Regions from separate parts of the Mus musculus genome. Here region 1 is linked to region 2. A link is a loop called in an ENCODE intact Hi-C map of the cell type or tissue named here. Cell type or tissue: heart. All regions are shown on one strand. Each heading gives the region's core, and the rest is flanking DNA. Links, peaks and the distances in the headings are about the cores only.

Region 1 (16,388 bases), core at 4,401-12,400, 530 kb before region 2:
TGATTTCCAGCCCAGTATGACAGAGCGCAGAGAGAGCCAGAGCTGATACCCTGGAGCCCGAGGCCTAAGTCAGGCGGGTCGAGCAAGAGGTCAAGGTCGGCAGAGAGGCAGCTATTGATCTGGTTGGGAACCGGAGACACGGAGCGCCGCAAGACTAAAGGGGGAGCTGTGAGACCAGACATTAACAGCTTTCAGCGCAAATGAAGCCGTGCCAGACGGGCAGAGGGAAAAGGAGGAGACTGGAGTGGCAGCTGGGATCGCTTGCTGCCTGCGCCCGGGCGCCTCTTGGGAGAGGAGGAGGCACAGGCAGGGCAGGGCGGCCTCTTGCTGGCGGCCGCGAGGTGGAGCGCGCGGCGGCGACAGCGACAGCTCGGGCCCTGCACCAGCCTTCAGCGCGCGCGCCTTCCCACCGTCGGGGTAGCGCGTGGTCCGGGGAGGACCTGCTGGGGTCAGTCCGGACTGCGGCCGCTGCTTCCCGCTGCCCTGTCCCCGGTCCCCCCGTGCTCTAGCAGGCAGCTGACTCCTGGACCCCTAAGCTCCCTGTTTTCCGAAAGAGCCCCTCTTCCTCCTCCCTCGACCCGGGCCCCTGGCTCGCTCCCCCGTACTCGTAGCCATCTCCCCCAGAAGGTGAGGGCCGTGTTTGAATTTCGCGCCCATGGTGGCAGGCTGCCTTGGGCAGGGCGCAGCGTCTTAAGTCCAGACTTGCCCCTGATGTGCTGTGTGTTTTTGGGCAAAGTCGTATCCTTCTCTGGCCTTCCTTCCCATCTGCGAGTCTAAGAGACAGAAGGCTAGTTGATCTTTCAAATTGATGCGGGGGTGTGCGGATAAGGGCAGTTTATGGATTTCTTGGGAAGTTTATTAAAGGGTGGGTGTGGGTTATATTATTTTCCTACTTCGGCCACTTTCCTAGAATTCTTTTTTCCAGTGAGACGGGATGGGTTGAGAGGAGACGCTTCCAGACTTTGGACCACGTGGAGGGGTGCCCATGTGTGTGTGGTAGTGGGCGGCTACACGCGGCCTGCGGAAGGAGGTGCAAGCCCTCCCCCAACCAGCATCATCTCAGCCTCGCCTCGGTCGGTAGACCCTGCAGTCCATAAGCGCTGGAAACTGCAAGCCGGGGCACATCGTACAGTGATTGTTTTGGGTGAAGTGGGAAGGGAAGAGAGATCCTTCTTTCCTTGCTCCTAGCACTACGCCTCTTCCTTGGTGCCATGGCCCCACCCATGGCTTTCAGGATGAACAAAAAGCCCAGGTGCCCCCTGAGGAGCAGGCCCCGGGAGAGGCGGCTCGCCTGGAGGCCTTGCAGCCTCGCCAATCCCTGGGCTGAAGCCGGGGCGCCGGGCCTGGGGCGGAGTGAGGGTGGTGCAGCCAGGCTCACCACAAAACTCAGCCCCAGCCAGGCCCCGACCCGCCCTGGCCGCCGGGGAAGGGAGAGGGGTCCAGCCTACTGGCGCGCCCAGCGCGGGAGGCCAGGTTATCCAGTAGACCCAGCTGGTCTCCAGGAGGAGAGCGCCGGGAGGGGGCGGTGCATTCGGGACTGCAGCCTGGCCTTGTCCCCGGGCCACGGGCAGGCCCCCACAACTCCCCTTGTCCTGGCCGGCTGGAGATCAAACGGTTGAAAAGGCGGCTCTGTCCTTCCTGGTCGGACAAGCAATTTCAAGTCCGATCCCGGGCGATGGAGGAGGGGGACGACTTCCAGGTTGCAGAGATTTCACGGAGGGAATTGGGGGGGGGGTCGCCGCTACGAGGCACCCTCCTTTCCCAGCGCTGACCACGCCCACTTCTGGGTCTGTGAGTCCCAGACTTCTCCCACGTGGAGTGCCCCCCAACCCGTCCCTCTAGCGCGTGCTTCCCAAGGAGACTAGGGTGTGGGGGCGGGGCAGTGCTTGACCCCTAGGAGTTAATGGGGCCCAGAAGGGCGAAGAACCCTTCTGGAATGGGATTCAAACAAAATGTGCCCCCCCCCACTGTGCCCCTCAGTATCATTAATTTTGTTGTTTGAGACGACCAACCCCCAACGGTTTATATGGAGACACTTTTTTGGAAGTTTCTACAAAATGCTCCCCTCTCCAAATAAGTAAAACCAACTGTAACTACTTTTCTAGAGAGTGAAGGAAAACAATTTTATCTGTCGCCTCAGTCTCCCCCAGCCCGTGGTTTCCAGCCCTCTTTCTCGAGTGGGTGGGTTTGGACTTGCTTGGACTCAGTGTACCTCAGTTACTCACACAGCACTCCGCCCCCTTTCTCAGGGAGTCCGGCTCCCGGGGGAGGAAGAGTGAGTGGGGACAAGATTTTATTTTATTTATCCCCCCCCACCCTCTTTTGCGCTACCGGTGCTCGGTGATAAGACCAGCTTACAAAAACAGTAGTTTGCACGTGTGGCCGGCCGGCCTGGGTTGCGGGTGTGCGCACTGGCGAGTGTGTGTGAGTGCGCGCGCGCGTGTCTCGGTGTGTGCTTTCTTGTTCTCTTACAGGGTACAATGTTAAAAAGCCACCGCTAGTCGCCCCCAGTGCTCCGACTCTCTGGGTCTTTTTGTCTCTAGAGCAGATTAAACGTCACGTCCGCACTTGAACTTGAATTTTATCCCATTGTACAGAGGCAGCCCCAGCCACAGAGAGACCGAGAGCTCCCGGAGAACCCGGACTCCGCCATCTTCACGTTGCAATCTATAGCTCCCGTCCACGCCCGCACCGACCCGGGCGCACTGGGCGAGCCGCCCCGCAGCCCCGCTCCCCCTGGGCCCGCGGCGCCGGGCAGCGCTGGGGAGCGCACGCGGGGACCCGCAGCCCCTCCGGCCGGCGCCAGCCTGCCAGGTGACCCGGGAAGGAGCCGCTCCCGGAGTCCCCCAGAGCCTCGGAGGGGTCAGCCTCCGAGAAAGAAAAAAAGCAGGCAGCGCGCAGAAAACCCAGAAAGAGCCGAACCAAGGCAGCTTTTCATTGCTTTTGGGTTTTTGAGGGGGCGGGGTGAGGGGGTACGAGACAAGTCCCCAAGTTTTCTTTGCCTTTTTTTTTTTTTTGGCTTTTTTGAAATTTGTTTGCATTTTTTCCTCCCCCCTCCCCTTGGGTGGAAGTGCGCGTTCCACCTACCAGACCCCGAAAGAAAAGTGTCAGAGGCCGGTGCAAAACCCGGCGTAACTTCAAGAAGACATTTACAAGTCTAAGAGGCCAAGCACTTTGAAGAAGTGTGAGAGATATTTTTCCTCCAAAAGAATATATTTTTAAAGAAACCGGCCAGCCAGCGGCGAGCAACAGCAGTTTTATAATTTATTTTAGCCTTTTCTCTATTTTAGAGCAAGCCATCTTCCTGGCTTTTTCTTCTTTCTTTTTGCAAAAACAAAAACAAAAACACAGCCCAGAAGAAAGAGCAAAATAAAGACGAAGAAGAAGAAGAGGAGGAGGAAGAGGAAGAGAGGAAGGGCAGAGGCACCAACCCGGGCGGAGGAGGAGGCGCGGCGGCGGCGGCGGCTCAGACCCCCTCCCCGGCCCGCATCTGTGCAGCTTTCCGGGCGATGCCAGAATAGATGCCGGGGCAATGTCCCGCCGCAAACAGGGCAACCCGCAGCACTTGTCCCAGAGGGAACTCATCACGCGTAAGTGTCTGCCGCACGCGCGAAGGGCCGGCGGCTGGGGCTCCGGGCGCCCGGGGCTGGGGACACCAACCCGGGAGCAGCGGCCGAGCGTGGGGTTCTGGGAAAGTTTCTCTGCAGCCGGGGGCAGCCGCCGCGGGCTCCGGGCCGGGGAGGGGGCGCGCGGGCTTGCAGGCGGCTGTGCGCGCCGAGCCCGGCCGGACGCTCGGCCCTCCAAGCGGCGTGTGTGGCGGCGGCGGCGCTGGTGGCGGGGTTTGGAGAGGAGGGGGAGGGGGCCGAGGAGTGGAGGGGGAGGGGGAGCCGGGAAAAGTTGGCGAGCGCGTGGGTCCGCGCTCGGAGGAGCGGGCGGACGGAGCCCCGAGAGCGCCCTGGACCCAGGGACCCGCAGGGGAAAGGGATGGCCGCGGGCTTCGGGTTCCCGGTCGCTGCGCCCCGCCAGGCTGGGCGCCGACCGCGCCGCTGCTAGGATTCCGAAGCCGCCGTCCCCTCCCCTCCTCTCGCTATTTGCAAAAGAATCCAGCTGCGCAGCTGTTTGCTGTGCTGGAGCACCCCCTCCTCATTTCCCCACCTCCGTCTCCTGGGACGGTCTTGTCTTCTTTCCCCCCCCAACTCAAAAAAAAAAAAAAGGTGTGGGGGGGAGGTTTTGGGTTGGTGAAAAAAAAATCCCCGCCACGAGTTAACAAAAAAGTCATGAGTGGGGAAAAAAAAGGGATGCTCTTATAACAGTAAAAATGAAGAGAAAGAAAAAGGAAGGGGAGAAAATACCTATCATCCTCTTATCCATCTTTCTATCTCTGTATCTTTCATCTTCCCATCTAAATAAACAAGGCAGGTCGCGGTGCAAATCCGCCGGATTTCAAGCAAGTGGAGGGGCTTGCAAAGTCAGGCAGCAGGGCAGACTCTCAGCAGCTTCCACCGCCCCAGCTGGGTTCATTTAGAAAAGAAAACGCCAGCGCGAGCCGCGCAGGTACACAGTTCTCCCAGAGCCAGCCGGGTACCCGCGCTGCCACCGGCGAGGTCGGCTTGCAGAGCTCTGGGAAGCCCCGGCCGCAGCCTGCGCGAGTCTCTCCCCCGCGGGTTTTTTTTTTTTTTTTGGTCGCGGTTGCTTTTTATTTATTAAATTTTTTATTGCAATAGAAATAAAATTTCCTCTGGGTGCCATCGAGACCTCAGGCAGGTTGTAATCTTGCAATCCTTCGCTCACCTCGCTGCGTTGGGGCCGGGCTCCCGGCTCTGGAGCTGGAGAAGCCTGTGAATGACGGCCGCCGCTGAGGACTGGCTGCCCTGCAGTCGAGAGCCGAATATTTATGTTATATTTTAAAGAATTTAAATAAATAAATAAATATATAAAGGGGCTCTCCCCTCCCCTCCAACCCAGCACAGGAGCCATCTGCTCGAAGCTATTGCTGTTCCCTCTCTCCTTTGTTACCGCAGACACCTTAGTAAGAATTTGTGCGTTTATTATTATTATTATTATTGTCGTTGTTGTTGTTATTATCTTGTGGGGCATATATATTAAAGTGAGGTTCTTAGGAAAGGGATGTCTCTTAAGGGGAGGAGAGAAGGGGAGTCTTATTTATTTTTTTTCAGTGTTGTAATGTCAAAGGAGACTTGCTGGTTGCATTTAAAACAAAATGTTTTGCAACCAGATTTGAGCCTGGTCTCATCAAGGTCCTTTTGACCACTTGACTTTTATTTTCTTGCTTTAGTACGCCGCAGCCACGGGTTATTTTACAGTCCCTCCCTACCTTTAGGTGAAGTGGTTGTTAAAAACCTCCACACTTCCAGACCCTAATTTGTCCGGGAGGCAGTTGGCCGCCACCCCCATCCCCTGTATAATTACCAGAATTGTATTTGAGGAGGGGAGAGAGTCGGTGGGAAGGGGGAGAAACTGGTAGCCCCCAACTCTGGAGCATTTGCCGTATTAGGGGAAAAGCAGATAGATTTGCTGTCCCTCTCTGGGCATCCCTGGGACATCCTGAACAAGCCCTGAGCAGAGGGACTGGTGGCAGCTGGGTCTGGGGGGGGGGGGTTCAGGGGTGCTTCGTGTGACATCCTTCCATGCATTGGTTCTCTGTCTCACCCTTTCTCAGAGCATCTGGGAAAAGCCAGCTGACCTGCAGGAGAGGCAGAGAAGGCAGAGAAGTGCTGGGGAGAAAAGAGGCAGTGGAGGCCAGGCTGCTGAGCAAGTCTACCTGCCTTCTGGGGACCCTGGGGACCCTGGGAGCCTGGGCATTGTTTCAGGGGGGTAAGCAAGGAGAGTGGTCCGTATGGTGTTCAGAAAAACAGCCTAGAAGGGATAAGACAGGGATGCAGGAGATACAGTGTGGCCTGGGGAATGTGACTAGCTATGAAGCAGGGGATACAGGAGGCCTGGTTGCAAAAGGACTGGCCAGCAGAGCAGGTGTTATCTCAGCCCCTACAGGCAGTCACTCCCATGTGAGATTTCAGATCTGAAGGAAACCATCTAAAACATGGCAGATCGTTTTCACTTGGGTGGCAGCCTTGGGCCTGTGGGGCAGCAGCTAAAGGCTCTTTGGAGATGATGCAACTTAGAATCACTGATGGCCTAGGAAACCAGAAAAAGCCCAGAAATGGCATCCCTGATCTTGGTGTATGTTTCCCAGGGTAGGAGAAGGGCTTCATAGCATGCTACGGTTTCAGGCAGGATGGGTAGGAAGAGGACTGAGGTAGCTAAGGGGGTGGGAGACAGCTGGAAAAGAAGATCTGGGCTTCTGGTTTGTTTCAAAATGTTTGACCCAGATGGATGCGGCTTTTCAAACAGGAGGGCAGACACAGACATTAGGAAAAACAAACACAGATCAGCCTGGGGAACGGTGCTAGGGAGGTAACGCAGGAGGCAGCCGCTGGCCAGGCAGAAGGAAGGGCCTGTACCAGCCATGCCAGGCAGGGTCAGGCAGAAGGAAATGCAGTCTGAGGTCCGTGGAAAAGCTCAAAGGTTTTTCTGAGGGAAACGTGGAGGTAAAATGGAGTGGCCAATTATACAGGCCCTTAATGAAGCCAACTTTTCAATAACCCACCAACAGGTTCCCGAGGAAGAATAGCAATTTTCTGTATGCACTCGTGATCCTGCACAGCAGCCAGAGACCCAAGATTTGCCGCAGAGTGAGGCTGGTTGTAGCCATTCAATGCCTCTTCAGGTTGGGTTTTGTGGTTGTTGTATGTTTTAAAGGCGGCTACGTTGACAATTGTCTGAACCTCAGGATACAGTATACCTATAATGGTCCACTTATCGTACTAAACTGCGTCTCTGATAAATTTATAGGACATGGGCCCTCTTTCTTTCTTTCTTTCTCTTTTTCTTTTTCTTTCTCTTTTTCTTCTTCTCTTTCTCTTTTTCATAGTCGGGTAGGGGCAGTGAAGTTTGTCTGCCCTTTGCACAGAAGGGAACCCCGTGTCGTTTGAAGTGTGGTATGTCAGCAGCTCGGATTCCACGGGAGAATAAAAACATGTTCTTCAAAGGTGTCATGCCAGGTTAATTTTATTCATTTGTAATTCGCACCCCAGTGAAGACAACCACGAGCACACTTTAACAGCCCCCATATTTTCAGAGGAGATTTTTTTTCTCTTATTCAAAGATTTTTGTATATCTGCTTGTTTCTTGTTTGGAGGGGGAAGCCTGCTATCTGCATGAGCCCTGGCTTTGGCAAATTTTATCTAGTCTTCAGGGTGTTTCATAACAGAAAAATAGAGTCAACTGTTCAGTCTTGGGGTTCAGTCCTGGGAGCTGGCCCGAGAGACTTGGAAAGATTAGGATTCGATGGTTAGATGCACCCTTCAGCTTAACTCCAAAGGACCCAGCAGCTCTTCCTTGGCCAGAGGAAAGATCAGCATTCGATGATGCATTTGACAGTAATTTCAGGTGAAATGGATCCATGTAAAACAGTCTACTTACGGACTCCAGTTTCCTACAGCAGCAAGGAGGTTTTGAACGCCTAATCACACTTGATTCCTGATCGATCCTCCTCACCTTTATCCATCCATTTTGCACTCTCTGTCGCTTGCTGTGATAAAATACTTTCCAAAGTAAACTTTCAGTACCATTTGCTTTTGGTTAAGGGTAAAAATGCCTGATGCTCCAAGCCGCGCCTAGCGCTTCTCGTCAGCTAGGGGGCGCTCGCTGCCCGTGTCATGGCTGCGGTGCCTTGGCCGCTGTGCCTGGGAACCCGCGTCCATCAGCACATCCGGCTGCGGCGGCTGCAACAGCAGCGGCTGCAGTTTGTGTCGCTGCAAAAATGTCTTAAGCGTGAAGTTGTAATATTGATTTTCCTGCAGAGATTTGTGCAGGACAAAATGAGAATATAAGTTTGAGAAATCTATTTTCAAGCCATTGGCATCGATTTGTAAACCCCTCCTTACCTGGCAGGTGGGGAGGCGGTTTTTTCTTTTCCTCCAATTTCCTTTTCTTTTTAAACAATTAAAATTGTTATTCCTGAATGAGTGTTTTTCTCCCCCTTGGTCTGTCCATGGTCTTGACATTCTAAACATTTTGTTTTGTTGCTTAAGCATTCACAGTCCACCTAGGGAGTCTGGGAAGAGCTGTCATCATTTTAGGGGTGGCCCATCTTAGTGTTCCCCGGGGGTGGGGTGGGGGACCACTGTGAATTGTTGCTGAAGGGGTCGTGGACCCAAGACAACCTGATAGATGGTGATCCTTTCGGCTCCGATTTGATAACAGCCCTCAATCCCATCTTCTCCACCGCGAGTCCACGGAACTAAGGGTGCAAGCACCCTTTCCCTAACGATATAGCATAATTCAAACAGTGCGGGTGATTTTGTTTGCAAGCAGTGTGTGCTTGCTGGGGCCAGTGCGCCTTGCACCTCAGAGAGTTCCCTTCATAGATGGATGTCACGATGCTCCACCGCTCCCCCAAACATGTGATTTAGTGCCGGGGGATATGTATGTGTTGATGGTGGGGTTTCTAGATCTACGATGTCTTAGCTTTAGAGTTTGTGAGATGCACAGACAGCGCAGTGAACTGGAGTCGTCTGCGCGAGTTCAGTGGATAAGCTGAAGAGCTTGCCCTGACACAGGAAAGTGCTTTATTCTAACCTGAAAGAGAAATAAATTAGGTCAGACAAAAGCCTTAGCTGTCATCGGCTGGAGGAAGAGGGCCAGCCATTTATCTGATGGTGTCTCTACTTCATTTAATGTTTGCGTCTGGCCAGTTGTAAGCATACCGTGGAGGCAAACACAGGGTAACTATGAGGAATATAGGACCTCGCAATCTTGGGTCTGGGCAACGGTTTGTAGCCTACAGAGAACTGTTTTTTGTTTGTTTGTTTGTTTGCTTGCTTTGTTTTGCTTGCTTGTTTTTAATTCAGTTTATGGGAAGCCCCAATCATTTGCCTTGGAATTTGGGGTCCTTCCCATACTGTGATTACACACCAACACAGACATTCAATTCGTTAAAAAAAAAATTATCAGGGGTGATAGGACAGCCGGCAGCTAGACGTTTTCCTTTGAGAGCCTCTTTTTTCATGAAGGAAGGACTCTTTGGCTGCCTGGTTGGGCCTTTCTTTTAGCTTAAACTCTCCAAGGATTTTGGTCCCCAAGTTAATGCTGATGTCACATCTGGGGAGGAGAGGTGAAAAATGAACTCTTTTTTTGGGGGGGGGTGGGGGCTGTACCCTGCACCACATGATCATGGTCAAGGTATTGATGCTGGCAGAGCATCCTGCCCTGAAGACTTCATTAACTGTAGGTATACTTGATCCTGCTTAGTCTGAAAGGAGACAGAGAAGAAAGCTGAGGACGGTTGTCCTGTGTCATACAGCTGCTAATACCATGGCTCATGTGATCCTGCCTGGGGAGGGGGTTGTCAGGGGGGCAGATTCCTTGGATCTCACAAATCTCCCATCCTGGGGAGCTACATGCAGACCTGTGAGATTTGCCCACATTCTGTTCCCCAGGCCTCTAGTTTGTGGACTCCAAGTGCTTGGTTTTCCCGGGATGTGCTGAAAAAAAAAATGGCTGGAAGCAGGCTGTCAGCTGGGCATAGCTCTGTGCCCTCCCTCATCAGGAGCTAGGGAGAGAGGGGGAACACAGCAGCCTCTTGGTTCCTGTCAGAATGGTGCTAGATTGTGAGCAGAGCTGTGTTCCGGGGACTCTGGATGGTGTTTTGACATATGCAAGTCTTTTGTGTAGTTGCTGATATTCTAGAATTTTGTTCTCTCTCTCTCTTTCTCTCTCTCTCTCTCCCTCTCTTTCATTCTTCGTGGCAGCTGATAATTTGCTTGGGTGTGGAATTAGCCAGCTCGAACTATTTACTGCAATGCAATGCCAGACCACACAAAATTAAGTAACTTCAAAGTAAAAAAAAAAAGAGGGTAAAAAAAAATCCTCTGTTTTGCTGTAACTTTTTACGACCTTGTTCTAGTGAACTGCTAAACTACAAATACATTTGTGATCCACGCTAAGAGGCCTTGTAGAACAGCATGCTGAGGGACTTAAGAAAGCAAGTGCCAATATTACTTCCATTAAGAAGTACTCAGACAGGGGCACTGCTGCAAACGAAAGAAGACCAAGTTGGAGTCATGTTTAAATTTCTACCCTGGAGAGAGGAGGTGTGGGAAGGAGCCATTGCCCTTGTAGGCTTCTTGCTGTCTGAGTATCTGGATCCCCGTAGAGACAACCTATCTCCGCTGTACCCACGGAAATCCTCCCCCTGTATCTTTGAAAACCCAAAATGTTAAACAAAACAAATGCTCTCATTTGGCCACAGAGAACGCTCTTATATCAAATCATTGCCAGCCCTGTTGTGGCTCTGAAGATGGAAGGCACTTGCAGTGTCATGGGCAAATGTGTTTAAAAGGTGTTCTACCGTTGATGGTTTTTTTTTTTTTTTTAATCCTCCCTTCCTTATTTTCAAAAGGCAGCTGTTTTATTTATCAAAGCCGATTGATTCATTGATTCATTCTCATTTGTCCCGGGCGTAGGTTTTCATTTTAACTTTTTGGTATGGTGAGGGTCTATGAGAATGCCTGAGTGTAAATTACCTTATTCCTTCTTTAGTCTCTTCTTAGTTTTGAGGGGATCTAGCCTCCTGAACCGTGTTTGTGTGCAGTGGGAGGGAGGGGCTTGGACTAATCCTGTAGAGCATTTTAGAAGATGTTTAGAGGCTGTTCTTAATCAGTCTGACTTTCCCCCAAGGTGAGGCTGTTATAGGGCAGTCTGTGCGGACAGGGGTCCCCTGTCTGCTGTCCCCATCACAGGATTTCCCTACCTAGAGTCAATCAACCAAGGCTGTATAAGTGAGGATACTCCTGTAGCCAGGACGTCTTCAAGGCTCAGAAACTCCCTACCTCCAGGCTGACTAGGTTCTATCATGCCCCACATTGGTCATGTCAGCCCCAATCCTGGTCAGTTTCCCAGAGGAGAAACCCACTCTGTCCTCACGTCCCGACCTGACTGATTTCTCTCCGTCTTTATTCCACTTGTCAGAAATGGGGAAGGTTTCAGGTTGGGTGTGGTGGCGCACGCCTTTAATCCTAGCACTCAGGAGGCAGAGGCACGTGGATCTCTGAGTTCGAGGCCACCCTGGTCTACAGGGCTAGCTCCAGGATAGCCAGGGCTACATAGAGAGACCCTGTCTTGACAAACAAACAAATGGACGAACAAACAAAAAAATGTAAAAATTTCAATTTGAGTAGTGTGTACACATAAAGCAGGCAGGGTGGCAGCCTGGAGTGTGTGTGTGTGTGTGTGTGTGTGTGTGTGTGTGTGTGTCCCTATTCCTCCAGGGAGGTGGCTTCTGGAGGGTCTTAGGGGAATGCAGGGAAGTGACACCTGGGACTTGCAGGACTTCTAAACCCTCTGAGCGAGCTGATGGCCTGTGCAGATGTGGTGGGTTAGAATGTATAGGTCTTGTACTGGACCTTGTTATTTAGGTCCTTGGAGGACCCTGCTGGGGACCTAACCCTTTGTGGCCCCAAAGGGACAATCCTCTCAGCATGCGCCTCATTCTGGCTTCCATCTCCTCTCTGGGCACTTCATTATCCCCTCAGGTGGAGAACTTCATAAAACCTCTCTTCGTCGTCGTCCTAGCGCCTTGCGTCATCCAGCCGTAGATCATTTTTTTTCCCCAAGAACTGACTCTTGCTTTCTCCCAGTCAGCCCTCCCCCAGCCCCCATGGCGATTATTTTCCCTTGGATCTAATAAATTAAAAATTGATGGGAGCTCAGAAAGTGTGCTCTGCCGGGTGCCGTGTAGGTGGTGTTACTGTTGCTGTGTCTCTTGGTGTCTTGGCCCCTCCTGAGTGTCCACCCAGAATAGAACAAGAGGCTCCCTATGCATGGGCTAGCTGGCCAAGTCTCTAGCTTCCTGGGTAGCCGGCATAAAGTCTCCAGTCAGAGGAGGCAGAGCTCGGTGGATGCTGAACATTTCTTGTAAACATGCATGCACATTGTGATGGGGGCTGTGACGCTGGCAGCACACTGTTTTAGCAACCTGTCCCTCACCCCCAATCCTTCCTTACTGTCTCCTCCTACCTTATTGAAACAGTACTAACCGTGAGTTAGCTATTAAGAATAGAGATTTGGAATTGACCAGAGGCAAAGGGGAGACAGGAGTCCATGATGTACCATGTCTGCAGCAATGTGTGTGTGTGTGGTGTCTGTTTGTGTGTCTGTGTCTATATATGTGTGTATGTCTGCAGCAATGTGAGTGTAGGAGTGTGTGTGGTGTGTGCCTGCAGCCATGTGCGTGCAGGACTTGTGTGTGTGTGTGTGTGTGTAGCAGTGCACACACCCCATGGCCTGAGGACAGCTCATCTTTTGGCTGGAATTCCCTGAGGGGCAGGTGCAAGATAGTTGTTGATGGACCAGGGCAGGCAGGGTCCTAGGATCTGTGTGACAGAGGGACTTTCAGGCTAGGTAATGCCCTCTGATGGAGGTTTGGTGGCTGCTTGGCTGAGCCAGTGTGAACAGCTCCTCTCCATTTCTGTCTTCTGTCCCAAATTCCTTCCCAGCGGAGCTGAGACTGGGGAAGTTTGCCTTAGGATCAAGGGATCCTCTTCCACTTAACAGTGATGCCTATTATTATTTGTGAAGCCTGATTTCATTGCCTCTAAATGCGTTTAACCAGCTGGGAGGAGGCCCAGCCTTGTAAATAAAATGTGGTTTTGTTGTAAAAGAAAATCTAACTCTTCTCTCTCTCTCTCTCTCCCTCTCTCTGTATTTGTGTGTATGTATGTATATATATTTGCTCACGTGCCTTAAATTTAATATTTGAAAACCCTCTCCAATCCTGTGGTCTCTTACATTTGAGCAAGTTGCCGGCTGCATCCGTCCATTCATTTTCCTCCTAATGAGTCAAACATCTTAGCAACTGCTGCCCCTGTTCTGATCGAGGTGTGTTGAGGGTAGTCATGGTTTGCAGGCTGCCTGACGCTTGGAGCTTTTCAGGAAAGCACGTATCTTTTCAGGGGAACGCTTTTCGGCCTTACTTGTTAAGGCTGAATTTACAGGATGAGGTTGAGGGAGGGGGCCAGTATCTAGAGTTTGAGCTTGGAATGGCTGCATTCATCTGTCTCTTCTCTCTGTGTGCGTTTGGGACTTTCTGCCTGTGTAAGCAGTGGCTGGATCCTCCGAGGTTGATTCGGAGCTGGGAGATGCAAGTGTCTGGGCCAGACGTACATCTTCAGTTCAGGGCAGGCAAGCAGGGTTCCCAGAGGGACAGACTCCTTGTACTCAGGTCTTGGCCAACAGGCTCTGTCCCTTTTCTTTCTTCCATTATTGGTACAGTTCTTAGAAGGGACACACAGACACACAGACACACACACACACATGCACACACATTACATGCCCAGCCCATATCCGCCTGCCAGCGGAAATGAAACCACAGCCTTTGGTGTGTCTCTGAGAGCCTCTCCCTGAGCTGCCAGGCCCAGTCAGCTGCCTGGTCCATCTACTCTAACACAGAAGTTGGGGTTCAGTGGGACTCTGCTGCCCGAGTGAAGGTGGGGAGGGGGGCGTTGACCTTGCCACCTTCTTCAGGAGAGAATCATTAGCAACAGGGACCCACACATGGCCTGGGGGCGGGGAGAGGAAAGCCCATGCTTGACATTGGCAGGGCCAGCCTGATGTCACAGGCAAGCGTTTTGCTTTTAACATGGGAAGAGGGAGGGGAGGTAGTTTTTACGTTTCTCCTGATTTCTTTTCCTCCTAACTCCTTTAGTAGTGGAAGCCCAGATCTACGTTCTGAGCTAAGCGTGAGCTGGCACAGCTTGTCTGTCTGTCTGTCTGTCTGTCTGTGTGCCTGCCTGCCTGGAGGGCTTTGGGTACTCCAGTTGGCTTGCCTCTAAAGGGAACCCCAGCACTGCAGTGTTATAAACAGTATTGGAGACCTTCAAACCCAATTACTGGGGCTCCCAGGGCTTACTGCAGGAGGGTAGTGAAAAGACAGACCGACAGAGAGAAGATAGACAGACAGACAGACAGATACATAACCAGATATTACAGAGGAAAGAATGCTGGTTTGGAGTGAGTCCTGGTCAGAGGAGGAGTGGAGCTGGAAGGATACTGTGGACAGTCATATATGGCCTTTACTGATCTTTATACTGGTCTGTGTTTCTTTGGAGTTACAACATGGATTTGAAGTTTTGTGGCCTGAAACCTCCTCACAGGGAGGAGGATGGAGCTCATACTATGAGAACTGTCCAGGTGGGTAGGCGTGACTGAAAAGGCCAAAAATAATGATATTATTAATAATAATGATATAATAATATCAATAATATCAATAATATTAGTAGTAAGGAAGGCAGACTCAATTAACAGGCGAAATGGAGCCCTTTGCTGTGGAAAGAGAGCTACACTGGCTGGAGATGTGGGTTTATTATTTTTATCAAAGGCTGTAAGGAGCAGAGGCCTTGCCAGGCCTGCTCGAGGCGGGCAGTGGATCCCTCCCAGGGATAGCACCCCTCCCTGCTTAGTTTGAATTCTCAATTTCAATTTCAGTTTGCCCCCCGCCCATCCCCATTTTGTTTTGCTTCTCAGTTTATTTCCTTTGTCCCTTTTTGTTTCTTTTCTGACCAAACAATATTTTGACACCCTTCTCCTATGTCTCAGTCGGTGTTCTTCCTTTCCTGTGTGCCGGGCGGGCACAATGCATCTGTATATTTCTGGAGGACTCTTTGCGCAGTCCTCTCCTTTGGCTCTGAAATTATGTATATGTAATTGGTAATTAAAGGTGCAAGCTTTTCAATATAAACAGTATTGCTCAATGTTAGATTATTAAAGGGAGAGGAGGCACCGAATAATTACCTTTTCCGTCCTGACAAGCGGTTTACGGGAAATCCAGTCTCTCCCTCGAACCTTCAGCTTGAAGGTTGTGATTACATTTTAACCATGGCAGGGTGGCTTTTCATAAGATAAATCGGTAAATTAATTACGTAGCATTGTCTTCGAGCTCCTTTTAAAGTAAACTCCGATTTCTTTTTTCAAGTGTAATTAATGGTTTCTGGGCGGCGTGGCGAGGATGGCACCGTTACCTGTCTTTTTTTTTTTTTTTTTCCTTTTTTCTCTTTCCCCTCGGTTGTTGTTATTAATGATCTACAGACAACAGACTTAGGATTTACACACACGCCGGGTGTTTCTGAACTGCCATGTTTTCCGGTGCGTGTCTTCTACGTTTAATTCACAGAGGGCCCTGCCTGCCTCCCCGGTAACCACGGGCAGAGAGAGACTCAGGCTGTGAATCCCATTGGTGGTACCTGCCCTTCTCCCTGCACGGCTCCAGCTGCCCTTTCTTTCTACATCACCTGCCTCAGGTTCTACACCCGGTGTTGCACACACACTAGACCCCCCCCTCCCCAGCAAGCTTATATTCAGAAAACATAGAACAGTGACTCACATGTAGCATTGGAGATGCCACAGGCAAATTTGCTTCAGTTTTCCACGTTGGCTCTGGCTCCTTAACAACCCCACTGCCACGGAATGTCTCTTCCTCTTTCCCACCCTCTTCAGTTCCTCTGTGCCAATCACTATCCATTCCTAATTGCTGAACAGCTTACAATTTATCTCCCTCCTCAGTGGCAGACCTGTGGCTGTCCCCAGCTCCCATGAAGACCTGGCCACTCGTCTTCAAGGCTGACACCGAAGAATCCTAGCCAGAGTCGCCCAGACCCTGAGGGGAAGACAGAGCCCCCTTGCCCACTTCCTTTGATTTATTGTGGCACTTTGCTGCTGAGCCTTCTAAGGATCCCTTGAGGGAGTGGCTGATGTTTGAAGCATTTATTAGCTTCAAAAATATTTAGGTCCTGTGCCCCTTCCAGAAAAATAACATAAACAACAAGGGGGAAGTGGAGTGACTGCTGAAGAAATTTAAAAACATCCAGCCCATTGAAAAGTGTGGTTTGAGAGCTGCCAAGAAGTGATTTTTGCAGTCTGAAGAGGCTGTTTTCTTTCTCGGAGTGAAAAGAAAACCGACCGACAGAAAGGCTGAGGTGGGGAGTTGATGAGCAGTGAGACTTTTACGAGGGTCTGGAGGTCTGAGCAGGAGCGCAGGGTCGGGGGTGGGGAGGGGGCGGGAGGGGGCGGGAGGGGAAGCCAGGGCTGCCTTTTCGGCTTGCTTTTCCCTTCCGAGTCCCCGAGCACCTGCGCTTCTTCCTCTGGGCAGGACTGGCTTTCCAGTGCCTGTCTGGGTTTCTGTTTTCCAGTTTGGTGCCTGGCCAGGACTCAGGTAGAAGAATGTGAGTAGGAAGCTCATGAATAGGGAAGCCCTGAACGTGAATGAAAGCTATGGGGAGAAGGCTCGTCTCCAGCTGGAGCCAGGGCTTGGG
Region 2 (16,388 bases), core at 4,695-12,694:
GTCTTGGGCTACACAAGTAAGTACAGGTGAAGGGAAGTAAGACATAGAAAAGATGTCTGAAAATATAAAGTATTTTTTAGCTCTTGATTTAGATGACAGGAGTGAACTCCTCTTTATCCACAACATAGTGTCATCTGAGTTCAAAACAAAGTTCAAAGATGAGAGGAAGATAGACACATACAAGTTCTGGGTATCAGTGGATTGATTCTGACAACTACACGCTCTGGTTGTGTCTTCTCTGCCAGGCCCCAATCCTCATAGATAGGGGATTGCATTGCTCATGACCACCGGTAACTGGCGACAGTTGTCTTTCTGGGGCTGTGAAGGAACGGTATAGCCCCGGGAGGACTCAATTTCACAACCCACCAGGCACAGTCATATTCAGCTGACTTCTGGCGGCTCAGGGCCATCAAGTTGGTCAGTATAGTGCCAGTGGGCCCACAACCTCAGGGCAAGCTGCTCCCCACAATAAGTGAGTTATCCCCCAAGTAGTCTCTGGATGCAATAGGAAAGTTGGGTCTCAGGGAATAGATTGGGTAGAGCTCCCTGGTTCTGGTCATTTTAAAATCTCACACCTGAGGTCCCCACATCTGGGGTTTAGGGCTTTTCCCACAGGGAGACAAAAAAAGACAAACTACAACAATCGTAATTACCGGGCCTGCGTCAGCCTTACATTTAGGGAGTTGGAAGACCTGGTGAAGACCCATCTGGGGTTATCTTCTGTAGCCTCCGTCAGCTGTGTGTAATGGCTGGGTCCATGATATGGCACCAGCGACCATTACCATGGGTTGTGGGTCATGATGGCTCCAGGTGTTTGGGTCATGTTTCTCTTTACCTCTATATAAAGTCACCAGGCTGTTACTGTGACTTGTGGGCTCAGATGCAGAACTTGAAAGGACTTGAGGTGGGAATGGTTAGTAGTTTTGCCTTGTGAACATCTTAATATGAGGTGCACCTCACCCTTAGAAGGGCAAACAGTAGGAGGTTGGCCCAATTTTCAATGGTCTCAAGGATATACTTAGTTTACCTGTCTTGAACTTTGCGGCCTCTAGGCTCAATGCAGTTTCTTGTTGCCTTATTTAAGAAAACATTGGCTGTGAAGATTGAGACACTGTCAGACCCCAAGGAGGAGGGTGGTAAATTTATTGTAATATCTGGGCCTGAGTAACTCAGCAGTTTTAGCTGCCTCCAGATGGCCAGTTTGGTGGAATTTGGAAATCATCTGTTTACTGATACTGTCGGGGTGTACTGGTCTCTCATTCCACAAGAACCCACACCCATTGGCCTCCATTTTGACATCTCCCCATCCTGTCCACTCCATCTCTTTGTGTATAGGTTGAGGTTCGGACAGCATGACTAAGATCTAGAGAGGCTGGTTCCGTGGCCACCTCAAGCAAGCTGCTTCTCTACCACTTGGTCAGACAGGGACCGACATCCTCAGCCACTGAAAGGAACTGTTGTTGGAAGGAAGAAATGGGATCTGTGGAAGGTGCTTAACCTCCTGCTGGCCTGGGCAGAGCTCTTAGAACACCTGAGCTGGTATTGATGTTACCAGAGAATATCCAATCAGGTGTGTCGGGTCCATCTCTGCATCTCCAATGCCCCAGGAGGTGATGGTAGTTGATTCACATCTTATGTACCAAGGGAACATTACAGTCCACTACTCACTTTCCTGGACACAAGGAAGGAGGAAAAATCAGTAACAATTGTGTGACTCAATGCCATTGGGTGGTAAAACACCAGGAGGAAGAGAGAAGGCCACGAAGGAGCTGAGTTCTTTAGAACCTTCACGAGAGAGAGCGATAGAACAGCACGCTCACACTATAGTCATTTCCTAAAGCCCACAAAGTCCTGAACCCACCCACATCCAGCCATTCAAGTAAAGGGCCTCCAGGCTGCAGAGGGACACCTCAATACTGGGAACCTTTTTTTCTTTTGATACTCTTACAGCATATTGAGTGGAGGCATGGGAGAGAGAAATGGAGGCTTAAGAACATGCCGTTATCTTGTTCCAGGCAGCTTAGATATTGAAGGGCCAAGCCAGGATCCAGGTCTTGATCTAGACTCCTTTTCTGCTTACATCTTCTTTCTGTACTGTGTGATGATGTTCTAGAACCTTCTCTCAGGGGCTAAGCATTCATCCCACAGCCTCCTTTTGATCGCCAGCCAGGGACAGAGCAGGATCCACAGGTCACCTAGAAGCCTGCCCCCACCCCCACCCCCACCCCCCCAGATTTAGACAGAGTGGATTTTATGACTTCCGAGGACAAAAGAGTCAGGGTCAGTATTAAATATAATTACCGTGCACTTGGCTAATAACTGACATTCTTATCCCATGTGCACTTGTGGGGATGGGAGGCCCACCACGGCCCCTCAGGTCACCTAATCCTCTTTTGCTTTTATCTTGGGAGTGAGTCTGAGCAGACGGAGGCCACAGCTCTCAAATTACCTTTTCCCCTGTCTCATGAGCAGTGCACTCTGCAAAGCCACGGCTCTCTCCTCTCTGTGTTCCCATGCCCTGCCCCTCCTCCCCTTCCTCATATCTTTCCTTCACTCCTTTGCTCATCCTTATGGCCACAGACCTGGGATCCTTGGGATAGCTCCCTGCTTCGTGGGGTTGCTCAGCCTGCAATCTGGGTACAGGATGAAAATCTTTCAAAACCATATTATGATGCCCTCACCAGCACTGGCATCCAACGTTGACCAGATACTTTGTACACACTTCCCTTTGGTCCTTAGCGCAGTGGCTGGGTCAAGGTCCAGAAATGATTGCTGAGTCCTGGAGAGAATGGGTACTTCTCAAAATCTCACCGTGTGCCATGTGTTATCTTCCCTTAAGCCATGACACCAAAATATGACTCTCCTTAACCACTCAGTGTGGGAGGCACTAGGCTAACTCTGATCACAAGGGCTCAGGCTCAAGGACTGATGTATTTATAGGATACTCAGTCTGTGTTGGGCTCGGGGCTGATAGGCATGTTACAATCAAAGCACAGTCTTGTGCTATGCTCAGGCCTTAGTGTCTATTTCCCTACGAAAGCCTTGAAGACCAAGTTTGGACCAACAAGAATTCCCGATTCAGGCTGGTCTCTGCTCTTCCCTGGAGAAGACCTCCTCCCCGAGGACTTGGCTTTACATGTCTAAGGAGCAAACGAGGACATTAGATACATGATCTCCAAGCCCTCTCCACAGCATGAGTCTGAGATCTAACAATACATAATGAAGTTATTTGTGCCCTCAAATGAGTCCGCTGGGGACAAGGAGCCTCTCCTTCACTTTACTATTGGAGGCAATAATCCTTTAAGCTCTGCTTTTCCAGAGAGAGTTAATTAGCCTGGGTGTATGGGAAGGAAGTACAGTTGGCCTCGCTTCCAACACACTGTAAAAGTCCTACCACTAAATCCACCAGGGCACTGCTAATCCTTTTCTGCTGGCCACCATCTTGCCCATGCCCGCACCCCCATACAGAGCTCTTAACACCACCCACTTACCTTCACTCTCCCCAGAGTCCAGAGAAGTCCCCTGTCTCTGGTATTTTTGCTATGGCCACTGAGACTGGCCCTGTAAAGCCTGCAGGTCGGCTGGACTCTAGCCCATGCTTGGTAGAAGATACTGGTCCTTCTTTGGTCCAGTCTTTCTCTTAGCAAGGGTCTGCCATATGTTGTCCAGGATCTCTCAATGCTTGGTGTCATCTAAATGCACCAGGGGCTTAGAGCTCTTGGACTTCAGCACTAAAACACTCTTAACTATGAAGACAATGACTTCTTCTAAGACACAAGTCTTTGGGAACAGGGTTCATCGGTACCTGGAAACAAACTTTGACCAGAACAAAATGGGATAATGTTTTTGTATTTGACAACTCAAAGTCCTCTCTACCTGCCTTATCTGGTGGCCCGCACACCTTCATAAAGCTATCCTTATTATCATCATGATGAGCTAGCTATCACATCATGAGGTGGGGGAGAGAGAGGAGAGGAGGGAGGGAGGGGAGGGGTGGGAAAGGGGGAGGGAAGGAGTGAGAGGGAAGGAAGGAGAGGGGGTAGGGGAGAGAGAGAAAGAGAGGGAGGGAGGGAGGGAGGGAGGGAGGGAGGGAGGGAGGGAGGGAGGGAGGGAGGGAAGGGAAAAAAGCATGCCATACAGATGACAAAAACAAGGTGAGTGGGTTCCACAGGAGGCCTGCGAAGGGTCAAGGTCCTTTACCATGAGTAACCAAGAAGTACTGCTGACTCTGTGTGACCCCTGTAGGCCTCACTGAAACCCACTTGTGACTCCATTTTGAAGGCACCAATTGAGAAAGTGGTCCTGTTCTTTGTCTGGGGATAGACACAAGTGAACAAATCTCTCACTTAATGACAGGATGGGCGCTCAAGCTGGATCAGGCCAGCTCACCTTTGGTAGATTGCCTATGATGCCTCTAGAGCCTGTTTTGAAGCCAAGCCATAAAACTTCCAATACAGTGGTTCTCAACCTGGAGGTCATGACCCACCTGGGGGTCATGTGTCATTTATCCTGCATAGCAGATATTTACATTACAACTCGTAACAGTAGCAAAATTACAGTTATGAAGTAGCAATGAAAATAATATTATGGCTGGGCAGTGGTGGCACATGCCTTTAATCCCAACACTTGGGAGGCAGAGGCAGGCGGATTTCTGAGTTCGAGGCCAGCCTGGTCTATAGAGTGAGTTCCAGGACAGCCAGGACTACACAGAGAAACCCTGTGTCCAAAAACCAAAACCCAAAATCCCAAACCCAAACCCAACCCCTCCCCCCCCCCCAAAAAAAAGAAAAAGAAAATAATATTATGATGGGGGGGGGCACCAGAACATGAGGAACTGTACTAAAGGGTCATGGGTCATAGCATTGGGAATGTTGAGAATCCCTGTTCCAGAGTATTCCATATTTAGTCTCTCTGTCTCTATCATATACACATATACATACATGCTTGTGCACACACATATACATACATGTGCATTCACAGACACACAGACACACACACACATATCCATATAGTCCACTTGTTTTATGAGTAATACAAATTTAAGTAAAACATGAAAGACAAGGTTTGGATCTGAATCTTTGTCACTTGTACTTATTGCTGAGTGACAATGGTCATTCTAACTAGCCTCCTTTGAGCTCCAGTTTCCCCATATCTAAATGGAGACATGGAACAGAACTTCCTTTGCGTAAGTGTTCTGAGGTTTGAGGAAGACGATGTGAGGTTCTGGGTGGATGATCAAGGGAGGAAGTGGTTAGTTTCCATGCCTGGAGTCCACCTGCACAGTGATGTGGTGAGCACTAGGAGCAAGAGCCACAACCAGGGTGTGAAATGCATGCAGCACAGCTTGTCACCTGATGTGTTCCTGCTTCCCAGGCCATTCTGTGTGCAGGCTGACTGTTCTGGGTAGTGCACACACACAGTGCCACCCTATGAGTCTGGCTTTAAAGGTACCAGGGACTCACACACATGAGTGTGAGCACAGTGTGAGCAGCTGATGCAGTGAAACCTGACAAGGACTCGGTCCTTGGAGAGTCCACTGTTAATGTAGGGAATAGAAACTGGGAATGGAATACAAACACACATATGGGGGGGGGGAGAAAGGTGTGAGGGAGGGAGAGAGGAGGAGGGAGAGGGGGGAATGAGAGGAGGAGGAGTGGGAGAGACAGAAGGAGGGAGAATGAATGAGGGGGAGGGAGGAGGGGAAGAGAGGGGAGAGGGAGGCAGGGAAGGAGGGAGGGAAGGAGTGAGAGGGGAGGAGGGAGAGGAGATGGGGAGGGGGTGGGAGTGAGTGAGTAAGAGGAGGCAGGGCTGGGGAAGAAAGAAGGAGGAAGAGGGAGGGAAAGGAGGAGGTGGGGGAGAGAATGAGGGAGGCAGGAAAAGAGAATGGAAGTTGTTGATTTGCTGTGCGGTGGAAGAATCAGAGACAGCTTCAGGGAAGTATGATTGATAAACTAGGCACTAGAATCAGACTTGGAATATTTCTATGGAAGAGAGAGAATGTGTTGAGATTCTGATGTCAACAGGCAGAAGCAGGTGCTAGCAGAGCCTGCTGTGCAGGAGCTGGAGCCCAGGGGTACTGAGGAAGGAGTTAAGGCTGCTCCCTCAGGGTGGTGGAATCTCAAACTCCTCCTCCTGGGATGGGAGACCCCAGGGCATCTTGAAGTTGAAGCAATGCCGGCATGGTGTATTACCATAGCCAATTACATGGGCTCCTCTGCTCAGCCATTCAACCACCCCCTCTACCCATATCTATGTAGCAAGTGAAAGTCATATTCCCAGAGCAGGCAAGCCATCTCCCTCTGAGTTCTCAGCTCACCAGGGAGAAAGGATGCCAACCTTGTTATTTAGAAGCAGAAAAGCTCCTAGTGACTGACAAGCTAGGCAAAGCTGGATGGCTACAGGGAGCAGGAGGTGACTTCAGTAAAGAGAGGCAGCTGGCTTCAAAGGTGGCAGTGCTTCAGTGTGGAAGGAGCAGCATCCCACCAGGAGCAGTGGAGGAGAGATAGGCTCTGGGGAAGAAAGCAAGGAAGCAAGGAAGCAAGCAGAGGGAGTGAGGTCCCAAGAGGCTGTGCTGGAGACATTGTAGCAGCTATAGTGAGCAGAAAAGGAGGCCAATGGAGTGAGATCAGACAGCAGGACCACACCAGATCCTAGGAGGTCCAGGAAAGCCAGGCAAAGGCTGTCTTCTCCCAGGAGAACCAGCAGGAGTCTGGAAACAATAGCCTGCAAGTTTGCCTGACTACAAAGGGACTCACCTCAATCACAATTTGAACCTCTCTGTCCTCCCTCCCCCTCTTTAAAAATATTTCTGATTCACTTTCTTAACTTTTAATCCAAAGCTCGGCTGCAGTTGCTACTGTTTTCAATTTGTATTATCTATGCCCCCTCCCCCACTTTAATCCTCTTAGATTTCATTTCTGCTGGGTTAGTGAACCCACTAATCAGGTAAGCAATGAGCAGCAACTGGTCCAATTATGATGAAGAATGAGACAGGCAGAGATGTGTCACAGCATCAGGGGGGTTCATGTTGTCATGGAAACCACCCTGGGGCATGTGGGGTCTCAGTGCAGAAACACCTAGACACCCCTGAGGATGGTGCCTGGGGCTGCTCATCACCTGGTGAGGGACCCTGTGCAGCTCACCTGGCTTGACTTCCTTCTCGTCTCTGCCACTTCACAGGTGACATCATGACAAAGTCCTTCTGGCTCTTCAAGGCTCAACTCGAATGTCTGCCTCTTCTTTTGGAGGGGATCCAGGCTTGGGTGAAAATTTCCTCTCTTAGGGAAAGAAGACAGACTGCTGTGTTTGCCATATGCTGCCTCTGCGACATGGGGAAGGGTGTCACTCTCTTCTGAGCCTCAGTTTCCCTCTGTTTACCTCACACCATTGTCAGAGCATTGAAGACCGACAACCTAGCATTGTTTTGAGGCGATATATTAAATATTCAATGTGAGTTCGTGGTTCAAGAAACATTCTGAGCCCTCCACACATGACCATGGCTTTTTTAGTTCCCTTGGCATTCTGCTCTGCCAAGAGATTTCTCACACATCTGTCTTGATTAAAATCTCCCTGATGGCAGAGCCACATCTTCTTCATCTCCGTGACCCTCGAACTTGGCCTCATGTCTGTCAGACACTTCACCAAACTAGTATTGAATGGGGGCAGAATAAATAATGAGACAGACACTTCGACATCTTGTGAGATGTTTAAAAGTCTAGAAGACTTTCTGGCCTGTACTACAAGCTTTTGTTTCACTGGCTTGTAGGATCATCCATTACTCAACAGGAAGGAGAAGCGATTAGCAAGGAATATCCTGGGCCACGGGGAGGAACACAGTGAAGAAATTTAAGGACCAGGGTCATGTTAAGATGAAGAAAGAGAGACGTCAAGTGGGAGAGGAAGCTGTCGAACTCAGCTGTGCTCCTACCCCTCATCACAACCCTCCTGAGAAGTGTTCTCTGCAAGAGTGAGAGAGCCCTGACATACTTTCAGTGTTGACTGCTCAGGGCAAACACGTCTCTCCTCTGTGTCCTTCTACATCAGCTTCCGTTGCACTCGTCTGTCTCTGAACTTGCCCTTAGTCACCTTATGACTTCTGCTTTCCCTGAATGAGCGTCTCACGATGCCCCACTCACCCTACTGACCTTTGGCTTATTTCAAAGGACAAGCATGTGCTTACAGTTATCCATATAGAGCACTATGCTATACATGCCTCAAACCATGGATTTAAACTGCCACATATGGCTTTGCACATATTTTGAAATCAGCTCAGAGGTTCCCTACTTTAGCTCTGAGATGTCAGTCACCAGTGTAAGCCGCTTCTTCTTTCTATTCTCTCCATATTTCTTTCTCTTTTTTCCACATTAGTTTATGAAACTGAAAATCATCTGTCTTGCTTTATTGGAGACCAGAAGTGACGTGAGTCGCTGTCCGTGGTGCTGAAGCAACATTGCTCATTCTAAAGGCTGGGGAAGGCTATGGAAATCCCCACCAAGGAACATTTTATAGGTCCATTTTATAATTACCTTTCTATCCCTAACTATATACAAATCTTGATAATTTCACTGTCACAAAATAATGCCTCGTGAGACATGACATGCACACATGTGAGTATTGGATTTATAATAATTTGATAAAGTACCCGTTTCTTACAAGTTAGGGAGAATGGTGGAAAGGCACATAATCCCCTGAACTTTTACTTCCGGTGATGTTTCTGTCTATGGTTAGAGAGGCCAGATTGTCCTCAAAGAAGGCAACTTCACATTAGCTTTCCAATGACTGTGGAGTGGCTTGGTTTGTAAAGTGCTGCTTGCCACACAACCAAGACCTGAATTTACTCTTTCAGAATGCATGACAAACAAGACATGTCAAGGTGTAATTGTAATCCTAGCTCTGAGGTTATTGGAACAGGAGGGTACCTGAATATTTATTGGATGGCAAATTGGTGAGCTCCAGCTTCAGTAAGAGAGACCTTACCTTCAAAAACTAAGGTGGAGAGTCAGAGAAAGACACTAGACATTGGCCTCCTGTTTCACACACATATGTGTACACAAGCATGTGAAGTTGCACATGAATATACGCAAATGCACATCACAAATGAACAAATAACAGCTCTTTAAAATCGACTTTCCGTTTATTCTTAGGAGCAGGTAACAGGTTTGAAGGTGTATAGGGAATGAACATCTGTGAGTTTCTGTGTCTTATTGCCCAAAGCACAAAGGTAGGTGTTTAGTTTATAGACTTAACTATTTTCTACTTTGTATTTTAAGGCAAACAGCTTGTAGCCTTTCCTCTCACGAAGCTGATAGACTAGTGGGAATAAATACACGAAAATCAACAGGTTTACTTAGAGTGATAATTAAAAACAGAAGTGTATATGAGGCGCAAATAATCCAGAGGAGGGAGTGATTGGCTCTTTGCAGAAAGGCAAGAATCCTCCATAGAGCTGTAATGAAGGAGGCTCACTAGTACTCCAGACAAACATGGCATCGTAGGTGTGCTGGGCAGTTTTTGTCAACTTGACACAAACTAGAGTTCTCTGGAAAGAAGAGTTCCAAATTGAGGAATGCCTCCATTAGATTGGCCCACAGGCATAGCTGTGGGGACATTTTCTCAATTGATTGATGAGGGTGGTGCCAACCACCCACAGATGGTCCTGAGTTGACTATATAAGAAGTCAAGCTGAGCAAGCCAGGAAGTCGTTTTCCTTCCTGACTTCAGGCTCCAGTCTTGAGAGCCTCCCCTGATTTCCGTCACAATAGAATGTAAGATGGTTAAAGAGTGGGGATTTCACTAAGATTCAAAATGAATCCCAGAAAGGAATTTTCACTTAAAGCTAGCTTTTGATTTACTTAAAACTAAAAGCATGGGACATTTGAAGAGAAAATATGAAATATAGGTACTAGATTACAGTAAATTGCATTTGTATAAAAATGTTAGTCTAGCCTACAGTTCAATATGGAAGGTGGTTCAGAGGTTAAAAGAGCTCACACACCAGGAAGATTTACTACACACATATCTTTATGCAGAGGACACAGCCAGCTTCCCAAATGCAGAGTGACATTATTGGGAACGCAAGGAGAAATTTGAAAAAAAAAACCATATAATCATAGCAAGCAACAGTTACATTTCTTTCAGAAATACAGACAGAAATAAATTGGCTTAAAAGATTCCACATGATAAGAAGATCTGTGCAGACACACATAGACACAAAAATACATATTATCAATAGACCATTATACGTACTTTAAAAATACTCCTTAGATAGCCTCAATATAAGAACACATGCTGGGAAATTAAAGGAACCCCAGGTTTTGGGGGAAAGTAGGTAAGGTACAGATACTATTCAGTGACTGTGATGACCATGACAGTGAATTTAAAGACATACAAGCACCTTCTTCCCACTATAATGCCTGTGACACCTCTACTAGGCTCATCTCTCTCTAAGGAACCGGACCAGCTCCTGACTCTATTCCTGGACTTCCGTTTTGCATCAAACAATGCTAGAACTCTAATCAGCAGATTCAGAACTTCTTATTTAAAAATTCCCAATGAACGAATAATTCTGCTTGTATAGAGTTTGAACAGACAGACGTGTGATCTCTCAGGTCTTATTTTAAACTTGCAAGGACTTTTCACTAGAATCTAGGCTGAAGTGCTCAGGTCCTAAGAAGGTGAGTTTTAACTTGGTTAGATTCTAATACCTAGTCGCTTAATCACATGTGAATTAAGGTGTTGCTAGGGCGGCATTTTGTAGGCGTGGCGAACATCTACAGTGGTTTCCCTTTAAGTAAAGATGGTTACTTTGTTACCATCAATATTCTTAACCCAATGTTCTAAACCTCAAGAGCTCAAGCTGCTAATTTGGAAAATATTTGAGTTTCTTGTCTGCTGTCTTATCCTGTAGATACCAGACTTGAAAGTCTTCTCCATTGCTTAAGCAAATTCCCTGGAAAACACACACACACACACACACACACACACACACACACACACACACACACACACACACATTAATTTGTTTTATAAGTGTGTGTGTGTGTTTGTATGTGTATGTGAGCACAGGTACATGTGTGTTCTTGTGTGTTTAATATTGGTTGAGCAGATAGAAATTGTCTTGTTAAGATTTTTTTTGTTGGTTTGTTTTGTTTGCTTTTTGTCAACCTGACACATACTAGTTATCTAGAAAAGGAAGCTGGACTGGGAAAATGTCCCCACAAGATTGCCTTGTGTGCAAGTCTGTGTGGCATTTCCTTGATTAATGATCAACATGGAAAGGTCCAGCTCTCTATGAGTCCAGTACCATCCCTGGATTTGTGGTACTGGATTCTGCAAGAAAGCAGGCTGAGGAAGTCATGAGGAGTAAGGCAGTAAGCAGCACCCCACCATGACTTCTGTGTCAGTTCCTGCCTCCACATTCCTGCCTTGATTTCCTGCCCTGCCTTCCTTTGATCATGGACTGGGTTGTGGACATGTAAGGGTATTGTGTACTAGTTCCCTCTGAGGTTGAAATATTTCATCCCACAAGGAAGTTGTTTAAACTGAAAGAGAAACAACTCAAAAATAGCTTCAGGAAGTTCCTGAAACTGACCAGACTCTTTGGGTCCCCCCATGCTAGAGTAAATGCTGCCAAGTTGCAAAGAAGACTCTTGAAACCAGACCAGCGCCTAGAAGAAACAGAAACCTGCTGAGTTGCCTGGAAGAGGTGTAGACCTACTACATCACTGGGGAAGGACACTCTAACCTGTTGAGTCACCTTCAGGTGGTATGCACTGTGCTCCAGGTACCCAGCTGTTGTGAACTTCACCCATACTGGGGCAGTCTTTGCTGATGCAAGTGTCTTTGAGTCATTTCTGCTCCTGAAGTAACCTCTCATCCCTTTTCCTGAAAGGAATCCCAGCAAAGCTCACTGGTTTGCTGAGCCTGAACTTTAGTGGCATTTGTCCTTTGGTCTGTTGTGGGTTCCCTATCTGGGGTGAGTAGATGTGTGCATTGCATCTCCCCGGGAAAACTTTTATTACATAACAAGAGGAAAGAAGCCCTTTCCTCCGCAAGTTGCTTTTGGTCATGGTGTTTATGATAGCACTACAACCTCAAGCTTGTAAGAAACAAAACGCACAGCTTCAACCTCCTTCATTCCACAGCAGTAATTAGAGTCAAAACCAACGTGGCCTTTGCGGTTTTCAGCTGTATTTAAACCCTGGCTTTAAACCTGATCACATTATCTATATACTGTACGACTGCCTGTAAACCACATAAACTTCCCAGGACCTAGCTTCTATATGAAGAAACTAGTGGCATCTTCTCCGAGATGATTTTAGATAAATTAAAAAAAAATGAGCATAATGCAAACAGTAGTTGTTGATGCCTTCGGAGTTCAAGGACACATCATTTCCTAATTAGGGGCCTTAAAATTTGCTCTGAACTTGAATTCAGTATGGAGAAAAATTTTCTGTTTGGCTGCTTGGAAATTTAGGGCATGAGATCCAAATGACTTCATGTGGGCGGCTGATGCTCCACCATCACGTGACACAGAACCCTGGATCTAGACGGTCAACCATTCCCTGGTATGGCAGGATTCATTTCCGGCATATGGAATTAAAAGAAAGCATGTGTTCAACTACTTTTCCTCAGAACCCTCAAAAATGTTTCTCGTACAATGGAGTGAGATTGCTCTTAAAAAGTCACTGCCATTTATGGGGTAATTAATATGCATATTAAGCATTCTAAATATATATTTCATCAAACGGCAACATAAATCGCCTGGAGCGCTGTATGAAAAACGCACACGCCAGGCTGGAAAGGCAGAGGGAACTGCAAATGTCGCTAACGCTGAGTCTGCTGGAATGCTTGCAAGTGGAGTGGCTTTGCAGAAATCGGGGAACCAAGAGGCCCCCTCATTGTTCCCCGGGAGAGGATGCAATGCCACCATGCAAGGGGTACAGAAGGAGAATGAACCCACAGTTGACTGTTTGCATTTGGCCTTGACTTTGATATTTGAAAATAGAGATTCGGAGTCAGAGAACGATGGCCAGTAAGAGCCAGAGGCCAGCAGGACAGGTATGGAAGCTGGAGCAGCTGAGGACACAGATAATTCCTCTTGAGCTGCACCGATGATTGTGCCCCAACATAGTGCACTGTCCTTCAAACCACAAGAGGTGGCTTTCTGTCATATTCATCAATACTCGGGAACTGGGTGGTAATGCTGCACTGTAGGGTAAGAATCTTGACCTAAGATGACAATTTTGGGGATCTGGATACTGGAATGCCGTGCAAGTGTCAAGTCGCGTGTGCACCATTGCCTGGGTGAGCCAGTAGGACCTCTGGAGGAGGAGAACTTTGATCTCTGGGAAAATGAATCCATGGTGGCTATATCACTGGCTTGACGATAGACATTAAAGCAGAGCGAGCAGTAAGAGATACAAGCACAGAGGCCTGGGGTGAAGAGCTTGAGTCTGGGTGTGACATTTGGATTGAAATCTAGAAGTGTCCATTACTGATGCCCAAGGTAGAGAGAGAGCTGACAGGGGCCAGGTGGGCCCAAGCAGGGAGGGCTGCCTGAGTTGTGACAGCCTTGAATGGTGGGCATTGTATTGTCTTCCCACTCCATGTAACTGGCAAGTGCCCCATCCACACTGAAGTCAGATGAGGCAAAGCAGCCCACACTCAGCTCCCGGTCCAGCAGGCAGGAGAAGGACAGAGTGCGTGAGAGATGGGAGGCAATGGGGCAGCTCGACTAAGAGCGTGGAGAGGAGGGGAAAGAGGCACCAGAGACCTTCGATGATTGGCTTGGAGAATGAGCAGAGATTGGGAGTGTTGCTTCGTAAAGTCCCCTCCCCATCCATGGGATGGGGGTACCCCGAACTGTCACCCTACCCATAGAGGGTGGGCTCACTGGTCTCTTCTTAACCCTGGACACTGATGGAGAGCTTTTGTCTCTCACAGACTGTGGTGAAACGAGGGCACTGTCCTTAGAAATGTCCTTAAAAATTAACTGTTAGGCCAGTTTTACAAATGATCAGTTTTCTGGTTTGGTATAGCTTTGAATGACCATGTGACATTGCATCAATGTCTCCTTCAGTGACACTAGAGTGTTGGGGGAAAATCTCACTTGGTATTAGGAGTTCAAAGAAGTTGATTCTCAGTCTATGACCCACAGTGTTTCCTTCTTTCTGTTTTAAAAAGATGTATTTCCTCTGTGTGTGTGTGTGTGTGTGTGTGTGTGTGTGTGTGTGTGTGTGTGTGTGTTAGGGCTGAGAGATGAATGCACATGAATGCAGGTGACCATGGAGGCCAGAAGGGAGGTCCAGATCCCCTGAGAGCTAGAGTTATAGTTACATGCTACCAAGTAAATGGTAGGGTTGACACCTGGGTCCTCTGTAAGAGCAGTACCCATGCTTAACCTCTGTGCCATCTCTCCAGTACCCACAGTACCTGTCTGTGACCTTATGGCTACAAGCCACCCCCAAACTCAGTGGTTTTAAATGATACTTTCTATTGTTCTTTGGGGCAGCTGGGTGACTCTGAGTCCCAGATGAGTTGTGAGAGTTTTTGCCCTAAGTGTCAAGACAGGTCAGCAAGGACCAGCTTGTTTCTATTTTCCTCAGTCCCAATCACTCAGTCCCCGTGGCTCTGCTCCTGTGCCCCTTTCTGCCTTGTGTAATTGCAGGGGTTCGGGAGGAGGCAGAAGTGGCTATGGGCAATCGGAAAATTTGGCTTCTCCTTTTCCAAAATCCCACTGTTCAAAGTAAGGCATCAGCAACTCTTGCTGCCTAAGTCCAAGCCAGGCCCGGGGCCCCCCAATGGTAGGAAGATGCCAGAATCACAAGTGGGGACTCTGAGGGCCAAGAAGAATGAAGTCTGTTGTCACAGTGAAAGGAGGCAGGCTTTTCCCCAGTCCACCTCACATTCCCTTGTCCTTTGACCTCCCGACAGCATGACCAATCTTAGCCACTCACATCGGAGGATGTGCACAGTGGAAAGAAATGGGTACGTATGGCATTGTTTGTTTTCAGATTATGTTATTTGGACAGCAGAGCCTCTTTCTCTCCCATTCTGCCTCTCCTGAGCCTTTGGCGTGGCAATCAGAACCACACTTGGAACCCCAGTTGCTCAGATTTGTCAAGAGCAGACATGGGAAGTGAAGGAGTGTTCGAGGGAGAGCGAGGCCAAGCTGAGGCCCTAAGGATGGGTGTGGGCTAGGATATGAGATCAAGTTTCCCGGGGGCTTGTGTTTTGTGGCTCTGACTGTGAGCATCTGTGTGACTGTCATGTCACAAGGTCCGCATGCTGTCCCGCTCTCCCTTTGAGGGTGGCTATAACTCAGTGGCCGTTGCAGGGCAGCTGTCAGCACCACCGTGTGATGAACAAAGCCACAGCTTGCAGCTCTGGGATGATGTAACCAGAATGCTATATTTACTTATGTACGGGCCCACACCCTTCTTCTGACCATAACAGCTACGCACTATTTACAAAATTAAAAACATAAATTGCATGAGCTACCACAGCAAGTTGCATTTAATAAGTCCGGAGCTGACGCCAGAAATCTCTTATGATGGCCTAATATTGCTGAACTGTAGAGCTCAGAGGGTGTGGAGTCGGGAGGTTCTATCACACAATGTCCTCGGCTTCAGCAGACGTAGGAAGCTGAGGAAGCAGAGAGTCTTATCAGCTTGAGTTTTAAGGAGGGGTGTGTGAGAGGGTTTCATGGGCTCATCAGAGTCACTTATAGGAATGAGGGTCTCAAACATTTGGAACCAGCCCAGGACATGGGTCAGATGCCAGCACTTATCATCTCTGTCTTTGGGACATTTGTGAGCTTTAAGTACGAATGAGGGTAGAGTATTGTAGCAGACATTAGACGTGCTGTGGCTCACATCACTTAGCACGCTTTGACCACCTGTCACTCATGTCCTGAGCTGTTAGAAAACACTCCAACTTCCCTCCCACATCCCCTGCCATCCACACCCAGCAACAGAGACTGGCAAGTCTGATAATCATCTTTTGGCCTCCCTGACCTAGAGGCTCACCACTCTATAATAACACAACAATGGGATATTTGGCAGACCTGGACACCTTCTGGGTGTAAGGGTCTTCCCTGATAAAGGAGAGGGGCTGAGGAGGATGCCTCTTTTTCATTACCTTACTCATTTCCTGCTTTCCATCTTGGCTATCGTGATGATGTGTCATATGCCGGGTTTTGATTGGTTGGTTGGGTTTGGTTTTCTTAGCCACATTGGAACCCCAAGGCAGCGAGTCTTAAGCACAGTGTCATGATGAAACATGCAAGTGATACTGGAAGGTTTTCTGGTGATGTCACTAAGTTGGTAGACCCAATATATGACACCCTTTGGCCCTGATAATCTTCCTTCACAATGATTGATAAAGTA

Evidence for each region. A loop is a pair of places that touch in the nucleus more often than their neighbours do. Peaks named below come from ENCODE experiments on the same cell type or tissue, not always from the same donor. Only the 100,000 strongest peaks of a DNase experiment are listed, where the experiment ranks them.
Region 1: a loop joins it to region 2, with 2.9 times the contacts of the local background. A loop is called at or near these places in 2 of 42 quality-filtered maps.

The regions. Positions count from the first base shown.
Region 1 is chr12:107,990,288-108,006,675 of GRCm38, reverse strand. It overlaps Bcl11b (B cell leukemia/lymphoma 11B), which reads left to right and starts at 3,262. Exons shown (of 4, transcript NM_001079883.1): 1 at 3,262-3,590. The coding sequence starts at 3,533. In heart, for the core only: a CTCF peak has its summit at 7,719; no DNase peak of the experiment used is centred there; H3K4me3 peaks cover 521 bases; H3K27me3 peaks cover 5,646 bases.
Region 2 is chr12:107,456,968-107,473,355 of GRCm38, reverse strand. No RefSeq gene overlaps it. Among named protein-coding and RNA genes, the nearest start is that of Gm33236, 180 kb to the left of the region's middle. In heart, for the core only: no CTCF peak of the experiment used is centred there; no DNase peak of the experiment used is centred there.